3 separate regions of the Homo sapiens genome follow, and all the other regions are linked to region 2. A link is an interaction called in ENCODE POLR2A ChIA-PET data of the cell type or tissue named here. Cell type or tissue: Panc1. All regions are shown on one strand.

Region 1 (2,500 bases), 410 kb after region 2:
CCCATTTCCCGAGAACTTGGGCAATTCTTTTTTTTTTTTTTTTGAGACGGAGTTTCGTTCTTGTTGTCCAGGCTGGAGTGCAATGGCACGATCTCAGCTCACTGCAACCTCCACCTCCTGGGTTCAAGTGATTTTCCTGCCTCAGCCTCCCGAGTAGCTTATCTGCCACCGCACCCCCGCTGATTTTTGTATTTTTATTAAAGACGGGGTTTCACCATGTTGGCCAGGCAGATCCTGAACTCCTGACCTCAGGTGATCCACCCGCTTCGGTTTCCCAAATGCTAGGATTACAGGCATGAGCCACAGCACACGGCCCTATTTTCATCCTACATTACTAGACACCTACCTCATCGTCAAATAATATCTACCATCTACTCTATGTCTCTCCCTCACTCTCTTTTTTTTTTTTTTTTTTTTTTTTTTGAGACGGAGTCTCAGTCTGTTACCCAGCCTGGAGTCCAGTGGTGCAATCTCAGCTCACTGCTGCCTCTGGCTCCTGGGTTCAAGCAATCCTCCTGCCTCAGCCTCCCAAGTAGCTGGGACTACAGGCACGTGCCACTACACCTGCCTAATTTTTGTACTTTTTTGTACAGAAAGGGTTTCGCCACATTGGCCAGGTTGGTCTTAAACCCCTCACCTCAGGTAATCTGCCCGCCTCAGCCTCCCAAAGTGCTAGGATTACAGGCGTGAGCCACTGCACCCAGCTACTCTGTTTTTCATATTTCAGATACTCTGCTCCCATTTTAAACCAAAAACAATCTTAAGAAGTAGATTTTTTTCTTTAATTATCATTATTTTTGAGATGGAGGCTCACTATATTGCCCAGGTTGGTCTCAAACTTTTGGGATCAAGCAATCCTCCCACCTCAGCCTCCTGAGTAGCTGGAACTACATATATGTACCACTTTACCCAGCCTGGGAAGTGGATTTTTTTTTGAGACGGAGTCTCGCTCTGTCACCCAGACTGGAGTGCAGTGGCATGATCTCGGCTCACTGCAACCTCCACCTCCCAGGTTCACGTCATTCTCCTGCCTCAGCCTCCCGAGTAGCTGGGACTACAGTCATGTGCCACCATGCCCAGCTAATTTTTGTATTTTTAGTAGAGACGGGGTTTCACCACATTGGCCAGGATGGTCTTGATCTCTTGACCTCGTGATCCGCCCGCCTCGGCCTCCCACAGTGCTGGGATTACAGGCGTGAGCCACCGCGCCCGGCTGGGAAGTGGAATTTTTTTTTTTATCAGAGGCAAGGAAACATCCAGTCTGCCCAGTAGTTCTCAAACTTTTTGGTTTCAGGATTCATTTGTGATCTTAAAAACCAGAGGTCCTGAAAATCTTTTATGTAAGTTTTACAAATCAATATTTACCATATTAGAGATTAAAACTCAGAAGTTTTAAATATTTAAATGAATTTTTAAAAATTAATAACATAGGCCAGGCACGGTGACTCACACCTGTAATCCCAGCTACTTGGGAGGCTGAGGCAGAAGAATCGCTTGAACCCGGGAGGCAGAGGTTGCAGTGAGCTGAGATCACACCATTGCACTGCAGTCTGGGTGACAAGAGTGAAATTCCATCTCAAAAAAACAAATCAATAACATACCCATCAAAAAGTATCACAAACACATTTTAATGAAAAATTAACTTTTCCAAAACAAAAAAATTGTTTAGTGAGAGGAGAATTCACATTGTTTTACATTTTCACAAATCTCTTCAATGTCTGGCTAAATAGAACATGGCTAGTCTTAGAACTTGCCTCTGCACTCAGTCTGTTGGGAATATACTAAGTAAAGCAGATGAAGAAAATCCAGCTTCACAAAGATATGCAGTTACAAAAGGAAGGAGTATTTTAATAACATTTTCAGGTAACTGTGCATACTCTTTAAATACTGTACCAAAATTTGACAAGTGGCAGTTTATGACACTTAAAAGTTAATCGCAATATGAAATCTGAAACCATAACAGTAATCTTTTGCTTTTTTTTTTTTTTTTTTGGAGACAGGATCTCTCCCTGTTGTCCAGGCTGGAGTACAGTGGCACATTCTCAGCTCAGTGCAACCTCCACCTCCCAGGTTCAAGCAATTCTCATGCCTCAGCCACCTAAGTAGCCGAGATTACAGGCACGTACCTCCACACCTGGCTAATTTTTGTATTTTTAGTAGAGACAGGGTTTCACCATGTTGCTCAGGCTGGTCTCAAACTCCTGGGCTCAAGCGATCCGCTTGCCACGGCCTCCCAAAGTGCTGGGATTGCAGGTGTGAGTCACCAGGCCTGGCCTATAATAGTCATCTTTCATACCCTGTTACATTTGTTATCTTACACTTTGAGTAAATGGTAAACTAGTAATTTGAAAAATGAAAATGACATTGCATTTTATATCATCAAAAAACCATATTTGTTAATATCACTGCTCATTTCATCTCAGGAAAGTCTTTTAAGTGTCGGAAACTGTTAGCCCCATAGTGGTGGACTCAGATTTTCCAAAATTCCAATTTTTCATTA
Region 2 (2,500 bases):
TTTTCCCTTCGTTTTCCATATTCTCTTCAGTAACCATGCATTAATTTTAAAAACACTGGATTCTTAAGCAGCTCACATCTTAAGAACCAAAGGACCTAAGGGCCACAGGCAATTCAAGCACAGACAGACCCTCAGAAATCACAAGTATTTAAAACCTAAATATACGATGCAGCTGTATCTTTCCTGCTTTTATTTATATGCAAGCACTTCCAACTGTGTTTCCCAGGGTATGTTCCTTAGACAACGCTTTAACCCTGCTTTCCAAACAAGGCATTTGAAACATCGGGTATTCTCCAGCCAGGAGTCCTTATCTATGCTCTGAAACTAGCTTTGGAGAATAAATTTACAGTGTTTCACACACTTCGGCTTGCTCAGTATTTATTTTTTGATGGGCACACTGTACGAAAAGCAAACTTATTTTGAAATATTTTGAAAAGGCTCGCAGCAGATAGGAAATTTTATCTCCAAATGTTAAATGCACTTCTTCACAGCAGTACTTTCAGCAACTGCTTGCAGTCAGTTCTGAATTCCAGGGAACCAAAGTATCTCTCAGATTCGATCTGTCACCAAGAAAGGGAATATTTTTTTGTGGGAAAGCAATTGTATTTTCCCACATTAGGTGATTGATTAAGTTCTCTCCCTAAAAGGCTGATTGGTTTCCTGGTGCCAGTAAAATGATTGATGAATATTTCAACTGCAGCTACCCTGCTACACTCTTCACTTCACCCCTCCCCCATGCACCTCTCCCCTTTCCTGCTGGGTTCCCTTTTTACAGACCAGCAGCATTTAAGGAAGTTTCCCTTCTGTTTTGCAATTTCCCTTAATGAATCAACGTTCTCAAATGAAGCGCATTTAATCTTAGGAAGACAGCACTCTTCTCAATGCTGAATGAGTTTTGCAGATAAATATCCCATTACAAGGAATGAGGAAAAACTCTAAAATTAACTATGAGTTTGACTCAGCAAATGAAACTGTACTCAAAAAAGAGAAAGTGTGGCATGGAGGGGTTATAAATGAAAAAAGTGATCTTGTTTAAACAACAAAAATACTCCATAATTTATTTCAAATTTACATTACAAATTATCATAACATCAGAACTGTAACTGTAAACATTTCTATAAGGCAGACTCAAAGAATGAAATTTACAGATAAATTATGGGATCTCACAGACTTTAAAGCAGCCAAGGGTTCTAAAGCAGAACAGGGAAACAGTTTGGTAAATGTAAATATTCTCAGAGGGATGATTGAACAGTATCTGACATCAAAATCATCCCAGAGAATGTGGGCAGTCAGTACCACAGCTATTTGCTTTAGGCAGAACTTTTCTAAATTGCAACTTCCTGTTTTGCCCAATTCATTCCATCATAAACCTGGAAAATCCTTTCAGGGATTATCTAATTTAGCTCCTCCATTTTTATAGGTGGACCCACAGAGACATGCATTTGAGACAGAGCTAGAATCAGATCCTAGGCATAAAGTATCTCCTGGGCCTCATAACTCCTCAATGTTTGGGCTCCTCTCTAAAGTCTTTTCCTATTCAAACTACTTTGCTAACATAATCTATTAACCCACACTGCCTATCCTCTTTTACATCTTTCTCACTATCTCTCTTTTCATTAGGAAATCACCTTCTGTATTTTATAAATTTTGGACACCTAGCTCTTATATTTCTTTTGTGAGACAGAATTTTAAAAAGGTACATGGGACAAAGGCCACCTTTTCCTAAACTGCATTCCCGAATACAGTCAAGCAAACAGCCACTAGTTTATTGGCCATCTCGTCTTAATCTGGGATATCTAGTCACTTTAAATTACAGGAGAACCATGTTTCCAAACAGAAACTACATTCTAGTTCCAGGAGGGCCTATCAAACCTTGGATTTAGCTTAAACACACTGCTTGACTTAGATATTGGCCCCAATTTCCTCAAGTAGCTGAAAAGCACATTCCTTTCCCTTATATTTTGTAGACTTACTCTGACTACCAGCAAGGGACTCTGAGATAAGCAAAAGGCTCATATTCCTGACTTGCCTCTTTCATTCATTCAATATTCATGGAACACCAATTCTCAGTGCTTAGGATACAGATAAAAGACATTGTACTCCTGCCTTGAGTAACTCAAAACGCCTTCATTCCTTAGCACCCCTTGGGTTCACCGAAGATTGTCCCTGATTTGGCAAAATTGTTTTCTGGCCAAAGGCTTATTAAAACCAACATGAGGCCAGGGGCTGTGGCTCACAGTTGTTAATCCCAGCACTTTGGGAGGCCAAGGCGGGTGGATCATGAGATCAGGAGTTCGAGACCAGCCTGGCCAACACAGTGACACCCTGTCTCTACTAAAAATACAAAAATTAGCTGGGTGCGATGGTGGGCACCTATAATCCCAGCTACTCAGGAGGCTGAGGCAGAAAAATTGCTTGAACCCAGGAGGTAGAGGTTGCACTGAGCCAAGATCGCACCACTGCACTCCAACCTGGGTGACAGAGCTAGACTCCATCTCAA
Region 3 (2,500 bases), 160 kb before region 2:
TTTAGTGGGGGTTGCCTAATCTTTGCAAGTTGAGGAATGAGAATATTCCCCAACGTTGAAAGGGCACTCAAGTATTTTTCTCCTTTAAGCGGCAATCTAATTTTCACAGAGAATTCATTCGGTGTCATTGTTTTGGTTTTAGGTGTCTGTCCTGCCAGGCAGGGGCTGTGCACAAGGGCTGCATCTATCTTGAAGTGTGCACAATGGCCTCTCTTACGGCTCTCTCTCTCTCTCTGTTATTGATCCTTACAGATGCTCCAAAGCCCTTCCCCCACCTTTCTCCAAATCCCAACCCCCATTCTGAAAGATAGCTTAAGAAATAAGACTTCCTGCCTAGCGACTGGCAGGGCTGAAAGACCAGATTGTATGACTCCACAGATCAGGCCTGCCACAGTGAAAGCTTGAATAGAGTTAACCCTCTGTGAACTAAAACAAAACATTTGTATGCCCAGCTGTGACAAAGGTTAATTTAAATGGACAAGGGCCCAATATCTAAAACCAGGCAATGCTTTTTTTACAGTAGCATTTTCACTGACCTCTTTTGTAAGCAGTTGATTTTGCCTCTTAAGATTCCAAAACCTCCTACAACTGGGATCATTCATTTTGCTTTATTAGAATTTTCAATGAAAGATCTAGGTGAACAATTTTAAATTCATTTCCTTATTTTATGAAAGTTCTTGTTTTGGTACCGTAAGTTATTTTCTGCAGTTGAATGACTAAGAAGAACTGAAGTTTCAAAACTTAAATATGAACCAGGGGAGAACTTTCTGTGCAAACCTTTTTTCTCTTTCAGAGCTAGCAGACTACATATCACTAAGAGACTCAAGCTCGTCGAAAAAAAATCTAAATTCTCCAGAGTCATCCCTTCTAAACTCATGTAATTACTGCTCTGGGACTCTGCCAGCTCCTAAACTCCTGTCCAACAGATCCAAAGCAAATCTTACTTCTTAAACTACTCCTTTCTGGAAAAGCTAGTATATCCAGGATAGTTTAACAAAGAATTTCTATGCATACTGGGGGAGGAGGCTGTTCAAGATAAATAACAGGCCTTATATATAACTGGTATTTTCTACAAACTTTCTCTTGTTTCTGCTAACTTGCACTAAAAACCAATAATTCTGGCATGTAAGGTGCTGGGGTACAACATATAAGGGAGGAATGAAGCCAAGGTTACTAAAAAGAAGAATGCTATTATCAGAGGGGGTCCCACTTCCCTGGTTTGTGCATCCCCAGAGTGAGAATGAAACTGCAAAGCTGCCTTTGGCAGATGTTAGCCACGCTGCAAGAGGCTGGGAAGCTTTCCCAGGACCAGCTATTTCGTAGGGTTAATGCCAGTCCTAGAAATTTATCAACTGCTTCAAAGAGTCGGGAACTCTTCTCAGTAGTGCTTGCCTTTAAGAAAACCAAACTCTTGCAAACTCTTAGCTTGTACTTCATAAACATGGCAAAACTTTAATACTAACATTCATCCATTTTATCTGTTCCTTCAGCTGTATGTGTCTTTCCTGGCCTAAATAATAAAGTTGTGGAAAAGTGGGGTTTCTCACATAACTAGGAGACTATCCCAAATAAACAAGTTATAACACTAGTGACTATTCATTACATACACACACATGCAGAAAATGTACCCATTTAAAAAGCAACCCACTTAAAAAGAAATTAGCAATGGCTTAGTCTTATATCCCAAACTGTAAAGTATAGAAGCTCCCTACCAGAGGATGAGGTTGCCTTATCAATGGCCTCATGACCCCAATTCTATCTATAATTAACAGTAGTAAATAAGACTTTGGCAGATAGCGAACTGGATTAAGGAATTTAAAATACAAACAACATCTGTCAAGAAATAAACAACAATTTTTAATGTAAATTTTATCTATGTACTGACACGTATATTTAATTTTTTTAAAATCACTATAAAATTTAAATTAATCCCCTTTCTTCTGCTCTTCATCAACCACAACAATGAATTCACTGCAGTTCTCTCTCACTTTTCTCCATTCCAAAACATTTACAGCCACTTGCTACATACATGAAAACTTTCTAGCTGAACTCTGCGAAGACACAAAAAAAACAGTTGCCTGTGGACTGCCTCCCTTCTCCCTCAAGGCTATTTGCTCTAAACCTTCAAAGAAAATTTCTAACCCTTAGATTTGGGCCCCAGACTGTTCCTTACCTTCCCATGTCTCCATTTCATGCTTCTTGTAGTCTGCTGAAAAGTTCTATTGCAGCCATGAAGAAACAGAGATTACAGGACAAGTCCAGCTTGATGACTACCCTTCCGACACTTGGTCAATTCCTCTAAGCCGGGACTACGACAGTCATCCTCACAGGTCAGTTTACAAGCTGGTCATGTGATTGCAAAGTTCAGGCTCTAAGGTCACAACGTGTACGGAGTTCGTTTATTACCAAAGGTTATCTAAGTGGAACTGATAGACTTATTTTCTTTAGTTAACAATACTGCCTAGCACGTCTTTCTGAAAACTATTATGGGAACCATTTC

What was found. Peaks named below come from ENCODE experiments on the same cell type or tissue, not always from the same donor. Only the 100,000 strongest peaks of a DNase experiment are listed, where the experiment ranks them.
Region 1: POLR2A ChIA-PET joins it to region 2 with 10 read pairs; 3 of 35 experiments call an interaction of 5 or more read pairs at or near these places.
Region 3: POLR2A ChIA-PET joins it to region 2 with 11 read pairs; 8 of 35 experiments call an interaction of 5 or more read pairs at or near these places.

Annotation. Positions count from the first base shown.
Region 1 is chr9:125,163,822-125,166,321 of GRCh38, forward strand. All of the region lies in intron 2 of PPP6C (protein phosphatase 6 catalytic subunit), which reads right to left. Among named protein-coding and RNA genes, the nearest start is that of SCAI, 22 kb to the left of the region's middle. In Panc1, no CTCF peak of the experiment used is centred here; no DNase peak of the experiment used is centred here.
Region 2 is chr9:124,757,542-124,760,041 of GRCh38, forward strand. The region is part of intron 1 of NR6A1 (nuclear receptor subfamily 6 group A member 1); the gene reads right to left. It overlaps LOC124900274 (a long non-coding RNA gene), which reads right to left. Exons shown (of 2, transcript XR_007061773.1): 1 at 1-2,500. Among named protein-coding and RNA genes, the nearest start is that of NR6A1, 13 kb to the right of the region's middle. In Panc1, no CTCF peak of the experiment used is centred here; no DNase peak of the experiment used is centred here; H3K27ac peaks cover 1,256 bases.
Region 3 is chr9:124,593,576-124,596,075 of GRCh38, forward strand. All of the region lies in intron 2 of NR6A1 (nuclear receptor subfamily 6 group A member 1), which reads right to left. Among named protein-coding and RNA genes, the nearest start is that of MIR181A2HG, 64 kb to the right of the region's middle. In Panc1, no CTCF peak of the experiment used is centred here; no DNase peak of the experiment used is centred here; H3K27ac peaks cover 765 bases.